2 separate regions of the Mus musculus genome follow, and region 2 is linked to region 1. A link is a loop called in an ENCODE intact Hi-C map of the cell type or tissue named here. Cell type or tissue: gastrocnemius. All regions are shown on one strand.

Evidence for each region. Peaks named below come from ENCODE experiments on the same cell type or tissue, not always from the same donor. Only the 100,000 strongest peaks of a DNase experiment are listed, where the experiment ranks them.
Region 2: a loop joins it to region 1, with 6 times the contacts of the local background. A loop is called at or near these places in 29 of 42 quality-filtered maps.

The regions. Positions count from the first base shown.
Region 1 is chr13:108,345,338-108,350,337 of GRCm38, forward strand. The region is part of intron 2 of Depdc1b (DEP domain containing 1B); the gene reads left to right. Among named protein-coding and RNA genes, the nearest start is that of Depdc1b, 32 kb to the left of the region's middle. In gastrocnemius, a CTCF peak has its summit at 1,888 (motif pointing right); DNase peaks (open chromatin) are centred at 1,902 and 4,468.
Region 2 is chr13:109,207,814-109,212,813 of GRCm38, forward strand. The region is part of intron 3 of Pde4d (phosphodiesterase 4D, cAMP specific); the gene reads left to right. Among named protein-coding and RNA genes, the nearest start is that of Mir582, 110 kb to the right of the region's middle. In gastrocnemius, a CTCF peak has its summit at 2,799 (motif pointing left); DNase peaks (open chromatin) are centred at 985, 2,793 and 4,337; H3K4me3 peaks cover 1,118 bases; H3K27ac peaks cover 1,343 bases.

The sequences.
Region 1 (5,000 bases):
AGTGTTCCTTCTGTTTCTATTTTGTGGAATTGTTTGAAAGTATTGGTATTAGGTCTTCTTTGAAGGTTTGGTAGAACTCTGCACTAAACCCATCTGGTCCTGGGCTTTTTTTGGTTGGGAGACTTTTAATGATTGCTTCTATTTCCTTAGGGGTTATGAGATTGCTTAGATCATTCATCTGATCCTGATTTAACTTTGGTATTTGGTATCTGTCTAGAAAATTGTCCATTTCATCCAGATTTTCCAGTTGTGTTGAGTATAGTCTTTTATAGTAGGATCTGATGGTTTTTTTTTTTTTTTTTTTTTTTGGCTTTCTCAGTTTCTCTTGTTATATCTCCCGTTTCATTTCCGATTTTGTTAATTTGGATACTGTCTCTGTGCCCCCTGGTTAGTTTGGCTAAGGGTTTATCTGCTGTTCGCCATCTGGTTGTCTCTGGTGTTAGCTGGTTTCGCTGTCTCTGACTGTGGCTTGTCCCTCCTGCAAGCCTGTGTGTCAGTAGTCCTCAGAGATCAGTTTTCTCCTGGAGGAATTTGGGTTTGGAGAGCCGTGGCACAAGGTCAGCTCCGGGATGCAGACAGAAATCAGAAGGATCCTGTCCCTGGCTGTTCCTTGGTTCCTGTATCCTGATGGCTCTGGGCTGGTCCCTCTTGGGTCAGGAATTTGAACATAAGTGGTGGTCTTACCTGTGCTCACAGGTGTGTCAGCACTCCTGGGAGACTGACTAGCTCTCTCCTGGTGGGATTTTGGCATGTAGTTCTGTGGCACAGGATCAGGTCTGGAATTTTACTTCTTAACGAAGTCAAGTCTTTTAAGTCATAAACAGAGCACAGATCTTTCTGTTTAATGCCTAGTGCTCTACAGTACTTTGTAGTCTTAAGTTATTTTGATCATGAACTTGTTTCATTAGACTTTAAATTGTTCATGATTTTGATGATACTAATGAACCTGACACACGTTCAAGCAGTTTTGTGAAATATAGTTATTAGCAAAATTTCAGTATTTACATGGCATTGCACCATATTTGCCATATATACATATATGTACACACATACATATATCATACTACTAGGTATGACAAGAGGCTTTATAGAGTACAGTTACCCCTTAGAATTGTTGAAGATCTGTCTAATTCATGGATTTCTAATCAACAGCAGCCTTGGAGAGCGATAATTGATATCTGGCAGGGTTTATTGCTGAGTTTTGTTAGTATAAACCCTTAGGTCACTGAGGCAAAGCGACTGGTTGGCTGAAGCTGCAGGTGTTGCAAACTTTTGTTAATAAACAAGGAAGAATTTCAACATATTACTTGGAAGAGAGTTTAAAATAGGGTGAGAAATCTGTTACCTACCAGTCAAGTCTACAGAGATTTATTGAATATTTTATCTTTATTTTTATTTATGGTGTGTATGTGTTGGAGGAGTGCAGACTACTCCTCTTGGAATCTCCTGATGCTGGTGGTTGTGAGCTGCTTAATGTAGCTGCTGGGAGCTGAACTCTGGTAGTCTAGAAGGGCAGCAACTGTCCTTAACTACTGAACCATCCTGCTAATCCTCAGAGATTTAGAAAGTGTGTTTTCCTTATGACCTACATATTCTATAGTGCTTTTGATTAAAAATAACTTTATTTTATTTTTAAATAAATATCTCAAAGGATGGAAGTTACAGTATGCATTTTTTAAAAAAGGCGCTTCCCTCCATTGTTTGGCAGTAGAGAAAGCACCCAGACACCAGGGTTGCTTCGTTGCTAGTCAGGGAGGCTGATGGCTTTTCAGCTCTCCATGCCTCCAGTATACACATGTGGACTGCACTATGCCTTCAACGGGACTTTACAGTTCTGAAATTTATGACTTACAGTCTTTAAAAACAGTTGTAAAGGCTACCCAGCAGAGGGAGCCATGCTCCTTTGAATGTTCTCTGTGAAAGAAAGGCATCTTATGCAGGAGCTGATAGACTCTGTGCATCTAACACTGTGTGCATTGACAGTACAACGGATCCCTCTCTGCCCAGTTTCTTCTCCTCCCCAGAGGTTAGCAATGTTAGGGGTTAGGTATTAATTAATCCACTGCTTCTGGTTTATTTATTTTTTCTTGAACCGCTTATCTATATTGTCTTTAAAGAATTTATTACTATTTTCTAGCACTTATGTGTAGAAGTATTTTCCTACATGTATGTATGTGTGTGTGTATTATGTGCATATCTGGTGCCTGCGTAAGTCAGAAGAGGGCATTGGGTCCCCTGGAACTGGAGTTATAGATGATTATGAGGCACTGTGTGGATGCTGGGAACTGAAGTTGGGTCTCTGTAAGAGCAACAAGTGCCCCTAACCACTGAGCCTTCTCCCCAATTTTGTTTTGGAAATATTTTCTCTGCCTTTGACTTTTGTATAAAACTCATCAGAGTATGTGTCCTCTTATATATTCTTTTTTTTTAAAAATGGTTTTAGAGCTTTATTATAGAAATGCAGGGGAAAGAGAGAAGGTAGAAAGGAGGAAAAGAGAGAGAGAGAAGAGAGGAAAGAAGAAGACAAAGAGAAAGGGAGGAGGAGAGAGACTCTTATATATTCTTTTGTTTCTTGTAGTTTTTAAAGATTTATTCATACTGATGTGTATAATTATAGCTTGTTGCATTCTCATGGCTGTTTGTCCTCTGTCTACTGATATTCCATACTGTTTCCCTGTCACTGGGGATTCGGGTTGCTTGCACTGTTTTGCCCATACAACAATGTTGTCGTGGTCTGCCGTGGACACTCTGTTCTGTACAGGCCCGTGTTATTTTAGGGTGGCCAGCGTTATCTAGGAGAGTATTACATTTAGAGGATTTGGGCACATTCAACTTGGAAATGACAAATTCTTTTCCAGAGTTCATTTGCTAATTTTTATTCTACTGGTAGGACTGCCAAGGACTGATTTACACCTTGCCAGCCCAGTGTGTAAGAAGTGCCACCTCACTGTGATGTCATTTGGAATTACCTTGGTGGCCAAGGAGGCTGAGTGTCATTTTATATGTGCTTATTGTCCCCAGTTCTGTATCTAGACATGTTTGCTTTACAATTTTGCCTTTCTTCAGAACTTTTTCTTCTAATAGATTCTTAGTAGTTAAAATAAGATATTGTGTGAATTAATCTTCCACCAGATATATGGATGACACAAGTCTCCCATTCTCCCTTTTGCACTGCTAGGAAATGAGCTACACCTTCAGCCTTCAGTTTTGTCTGCTTATGCTGTACTGTGCTTTGCCCAGCCCTGCCCCCCCCTCCATCCCCCTTCCTAGCTCTGGTGGACTGGAATTCATGCTACTGCTGTCAAGCATGGCTACCTGAATTCAGTCACTAGACCCTGGAAGGTGGAAAAGAAGAACCAACTTCTGCAGTTGTGCTCTGTCCTGTACAAGCTGTGGCCTGTCAGCCCGTCCCCAGGAAAGACATATTTTAAAAAGGCTTCTTTACCCGGAGTCTGACAGTTATTTTCCTTATATTTTAATCTTAAATTTCATATTTTTGCTATGACTCTTGTGCGTGTGTGGTGTAGTGTAGTGTGGTGGTGGTGGTGGTGTGTGTGTGTGTCTGTGTGTGTCTGTGTGTGTCTGTGTGTGTGATATATCAGGTATCTTCCCATTGAACTGAATCGTAGCTTTGGCTAGGCTGGCCAGTGAGCTCTGGGGCTCTGCCCTTCTCTGCCTTCCACTTCTAGGGTTACAGGCATGGGCAGTCATGCCTGACTCTTTGCATAGGTACTGAGGACTTGAACTCAGGGCCTCAAGCCTGCATGCCTAGTGCTTTTACCCAATAAGCTATTTCCTCAGCCTCTATGATAATTTTTATTTTGAGAAAAGTAGTAAGATTTTTATCGTCGAAGTTAAGTGATCATAACAGGAGATACAAACAAACCATAATTGAGATTCAGGGTGTGAATTAGGCAGTGCTCTGATTTTCTAATGGCTGGGAGACAATGTTACCCAAACTTCAGTGGCTTAAAGTCCTATTTTACAAATTTTAAGCTGTTATTTTTGAGAAAGACTTTATAATCCAAAGGTGCCTGAGAATTGATGATTTCAGCCCCGTTTGGTTTTGAGCTCTCAGTTCCCCTGCTTTGGGATGGGATCATAATGTTCCATTATGCCCAGACCTCCCCCTCCCCATCCCCTCCTCTGTCAAGAACTTAGAAGGAGTGCAACTAGCAGGTTTCCACCTCTGAAGAGTGGATCTGTGAGTTCCTTCTCTTGCAATGGCCTTTGCTGCATGTTGGTCTGTTCATCTCTCTACACGAGGTCTCATTCTCCCAGGCTGCTCCCTGTGATACGGGCTTTGTGTAGTATGATGGGGTTAGTGCAGTTTCCATACTTACATGGTTAGGTGACTTGGAAGAGATTGTGTGTCAAACATGAGCATCTTGAGTACAAGTATTTTCAGTAGGCAAGAAGAGAAGGTTGGCAGGCAGCCACGGTCTGTGCCCGGAACTGGCAGAGCTTCACTTCTGTATTCTGCTTGTCAGAGCAATCTCATAGCCCTCTCGAATAGGGGGAGGGGTCTGGTGGAGAGACCCCCTGTGGATGGGAAGCTATCAGTCACATATTGGGTGGGAAAAGCAGACGGGATGGGACAGGAGGGACATATGGATGGGAAATATGTTGTGGCTATCCTTGGAAAATATCATCTGTCATAGTTTGCCTCTGGCTATAACAACTTTCTTTCATTTGCAACTCTACTTACCTTCTCCAGTAGGACAACTGAGTCATCACATCTACTGATGGCTGGCTGGTCCATAGCACTTTGGAAATGCCATTGGATATAGGTCTGCCATTTCTGCCACTTCCTAGGGTCCAGTGTGGCTCATGGGTCTCCTCTAGATTCTCTGCTCAGCATTTGGAGTCATTTGTTTCACAGGAAATAGCCCGTGTCTGCAGTGGAGTATCTTTCTTAGATACTTCCAATGCCCTGAAGGTTGAAAGTCCTGACTGCTCATTTCATTTTGAAAGGCTGAAGTGGGTTTGGTTTTCAAATT
Region 2 (5,000 bases), 860 kb after region 1:
ACCACTGGTGGCCAGCCTTTGAGAGTCACATCCTGTTCTCAGATCTTGTCTCAGGATATCTCTTTCTGACATCCTAGAGAGAAGTACCTACCTTCACCACACATACTAGGCCAGTCTCTTCTGCCTCACCTTGGCCCCACAATAGTGGAGCCCAGGTACCGTAGACGGAAACTTCTGAAAGCAGGAGCTAAGGCAGAGCCTCCCTCCTTTGTTTCTCAGGCATTCTGTCAACAGCAACGATAAGCTGACTGAGACAGGACCATGCCTAGCTGCACATCACATGCTTGGTAAACATTTGCGCTAGTGGGAGATCTTTTGAGGTTTAGCTTAATGCACGTGCCGCTTGGTCACACGCGCACGCACACACGCAGGCGCACACTTCCAAGAGGCTTTCTGTCTCTCTCTGAGTGTGTTCTTAGTGAAAGGAATCTAAATGTTGAAGGTTATTTTTATGGACTTGGAATATTTCCCAACTGTCTAAATAAAATGAAGTTATTTCAGGTCTCGTTCATGAACAAGTGTTGAGCAGGGCAGAGCCGAGGACAGCCCAGACTAGAAAGGAAAGGATTTATGCAAGTTGATGCAAGTTGTTCTTAACAGCCAGGTGGCTAGATACAGGCCTACTGTGTGTCAGCCACTCCCAGTGCCTCTTCAGCCTGGCCATGCTCACAGCCTGCCAGGGCCTGGGATGCAGCCGCAGCCAATGGTCTGATGGTAGAGTCACTAACAATGGCTGATAACGGCTTAGCACCAATGTCTGCTCTAAGTATCTCATACGTAAGAAAGGATTTAATCCTTATATGTATCCGATCCCACCATTGTGCCCACTGGAGTAGTGTGCAAGCCAAGGAAGAGAAAGGTTAAAAAAACATACTTCATATCACACAGCTCAGAAGTGGCAGAGGCGACTAAGAGCACGCCAGGGGTAGCGGGAGCTCTCGTGGCTCCTTTGTGTGCTACGCGGCGTTGGCGGGAACCAACCTGATCCCCCCTAGAGCATCATTGGCTCGCTCTCGTCTGTCCAGTAACCACGTGCTACTTCAGCAGTTGCGCAGTGGTTTCAGGCACCCGTAGGGCGGCCACTCAGCGGCAAGCTCTTCCTCACTGTTCTTCCAGTTCCCCACACCTTTTGGAGAGTGTAAATTCCTTTGTTCATTTTGGTTTTAAGTTCATGTAGTCATTTGGATGAGATTTAGGATGTCACCTCTCTCCCACTGTCCTCCTGCTCAGACACTCTTGTCCACCTGTCCACCCCTTTCAGTTCCCCGGGTTGCAACTCAAAGGAGGGCAGCGGATCTTGTACTTCTGTTGATCTTCAAGAGATTCATTGTCCATCACTCCCTCTGTGCTTCCCTAGTGCTGAGAATTTCCCCACAGGTATCTGCTTCCTTCAGAAACACTGCTTTATCTGTAACATCTCTCACTTGCGTTATTAGTTAGGGTCTATACAGAATAAATGGAGTATGTAGCTAAGACTCTAAGGACTATTCTTGGCTACATTCGCAGTCCTTTCTTGCGAAAATTATTACCGTGGTTCTCTTCAGCAATTCTTTTATTGCTAACAACCCTTTCCCAACTCTGCCATGGTTTTACGTCTTCCCATTGATCTGAGCCTGAGGACTTCTCCCTTACACTCCAAACTCTTTTCACCACACTGAGAACTAAATCTCCAAACAAAAGCAGGCTTTCCCACATTGCACATTGTGGCTTGTCCCTGTAGAGAGCCCTAAGCACCTTGCTTGAAGCTCAAACGGAAGCCACGCCCATCCTGTGGCTGGGGACCCAGGCCATTTCCTTTGTTTGGTATAACTCTCAACTAGAAGCAGAAAAACAAACAGTTGTGTCCCCTGCCCTCTGAGTTCATTCCCAACACCGACATTGCCCTCCAAGATCATGTCCAACACCGAAGTCTCTGGGTATGGTTTGAATGTCTCTCCCGTTGGCCTCATATGTCTGGGTGTGACTCACTGGAAACGACAACAGACAGTGACTTCATCCAATTCCTGATACACATTTGAGGAAGCAGGTACTTGTGGCTGGCCAGTCCTGGATTGAAGTTTCTTTAACTGGAATTATTATTTCCATGTGGCTCACTGAAAAGTATCGTAGATCTAGTGCAAAGGTCAACATACCTCTTCTCTAAGAGGGCCTGATCATAAACATTTTAAGCTTTGGGACTAAGGAGATCTCTCAGTTGGTAAAGTGGTTTCCAAGCATGAAGACTTGAGGTCAAATCCTAGAACCCATATTACACCAAACAAACCTAAACTGGACACGTGGTATAGGCTATGCTTGTAATCCTGGTGCTGATGAGGACAACTAGTTAGTCACTCTAGCCTGCATAAGAGGGAGCCCCAGGTCACTGAGAGACCCCCATCTCAAATAACAAAGTAGTTATGCTTGAAGAATGATGGCCATGGTTATGTTCTGACTTCCACATGCACATTTACACATCAGCAATAGTAACATAAACACATAAAAATCAGATGGATGGATGGATGGATGGATGGATGGATGGATGGATGGATGGATAGATAGATAGATAGATAGATAATAAAGTGTGTGCTTTAAAAACACAGTCTCCAAGTCTTTAACTGGCTAACTTGATTCTTTCCTGAGTCCTGTAGCTTTAATTGCTCTTGTTAATGAGTAGAACTGTGTGTCTAGCTTTGTGTTATCCCCCATGACGTTTTTTTCTCCCCTCGTTGGACTGAATTTCAGAATTTTAGAGGCAGTTTTCAAACATTTCAACTGTGCATCTGCTCCATTAGGTGACCTGCAGTGCCGCCCTGTGGCCAATGTGATGTCTGCAGCCACAGTCCTTGGTTGAAACTGGGATTCAACCACTTAGATTGTAACCAAATACAGGTTATCTAGAAAATCCACACAGTTTACTTTTGCTAAGAATGGGGGGGTCACTTTTTGCGCACTTTCCCAAGTTGCTTTATTGAATATTATATTTTTACTCCTTGCCCTACAGTCAGATAGTCAGATTTTCTCATCATTTGTGGGAAGAGGTACCTAAAAACAATTTATCACCCTAGAAATTATTACAGCAAATAAATCTACCTTTTAGAGTAATTATTAAGATTGATTCTAAGTTTCTGGTAAAAAACTAGCCAATAGCTGTGGGTGTGGGGTGGGAGGGAGTCTGTGTGTATATGTGTATGTGTGAGTGTGTGTGTGTGTGTGTGTGTGTGTGTGTGTGTGTGAGTTGGATGGTAAGATGTGATGAGCTATGGAGGTAAACACTTTAGTTCATCTCCACAGTTGCTCCCTGATACTAACCTTTATGATCTATGCACACATGTGTTTTCTATGCTTTGGGTGGGGGTGGGGGGGAGAGTCAGTGTCTTAGCAGTGTCTTAGGGCTGTAGAACCAACATCAGCAATGCTCCTCCCATTACTATACAACAGGACTGGTCCATTAAAAGGCTGGCCTGCTGAGTGACTTTTACCCAAACTCTCTGCTGCTCTAAAGGAGGCAAAACCAAACCAAACCAAAAACCAAACAAACAAAAGCAACAGCAACAACAAACAAGAACAAAAATCATAGCGGTGCATTTAGCAAAAAACCAGTAAGCAAGCATCAAAACAGACTGTGACTGGACCAGAAGTAAATACCCACGAAGAATCACTTAAATACAGACAGGTAGTGCTTAGTAATAAATCACAGACCATCTTAACAGCAAGCCTTACAGGCGTAGAAAGGATAGACGAGTTCACTGTTATCAGAATTTAGGAATATTACATCATGTCACAGGGTGAACGAACTGCAGCTTAACCCAGCATGAAGGTGAGCAACGTTCAGCACTTGCCCTCTGGTATTTCTCCTGCTATTGCCTGGGAGAGCCACTTCAGCTGCTAATAAGAGGGTGCTTCCGGTGCCTCAGACTGTATGAGAGATCACTTATGGGGAATGGGGGGTGGGGGAGAAGAGGCAGCCAAAGGGAAACTCCTTGGGGCTGTTAAAACCATGCTTTCTAAAGTCACACGCGTGAAAAGAAATGGTACAACCAGAAAAACCTGTGACCAGGTGACATAAGGGACAGTCGAGCACCTATTGGAACAGGATTTAGCATCCCCCTATGCCTGGCCACAGGGATCGGGGAAAGCATTCTGCTTTCCAAGCCTAAAGTCTTGGAACTCACCCAGATCTAAGGGAGTGGACATCTAAACGTGAGAAATCCTTTTGCAAACGGCTCAGGAGCAGCGCCCCAGTCACTGCAGGGAGGTTTGGTTATTTCTGTTTGTACAAATGAGAACTGCGTGAGAAAAGCCCCGCGCCTTGATGGGGGATACTTAGGAAGGGGCCACACGGGAGAATCCAAACCGAAACCTCTGGGGCTGAGGTTCCCGCAGTTCTCATCCGGACCCATGGCTTCCCTGTTGCCAGGGAAGAGGCTGGCTCAGGCAGGCAGATCATCTATGGGAGAGAAGATGACGCTCACTGTGCCTGAGGTCAGGACAGCCGATTGCTTTTTGGATAGCCTGGACTTCTGCGGCAACATTTGTGCCACAGGAAACAGTGCCGTTTCCCTTGAGGCCAAGTTCCCCTTAGCTCTGTCGGTGACCTTCACTATCCATGGCTTACCATTCTCCAAATCCCTCCTAACTACCCCCCACTGCCTCTTTCTTGCCACCTTCTTTCCCAATTATGCGTTTGGGGAAAGAGGCCCTCTTACCAAGTGAATCCGTTGCCACAGACATTAACACAGCCTCAGGTATTTAAGGTCAATACGCACCAAAAATGTTCCCACGTTTCACTGACCAAGACCATGCATCAACCTTGACCAAAATGCAGGTTAAGTTGGGGAGGTTAGAGGGCAGAGTAACCAGGAGAATGGGGGAAAGTCCTCTGTGGATCTGATGTGGTGACACGGGGGCTGACCGATAAGGAAGACGACACCAACAGGATTCAAACTAATGGAATCCAATCAGTGGGCACTGACTCCAGGTGACGATTCTTGAGAGCTGAGTTAGAGCTGAGGCACTCCGAC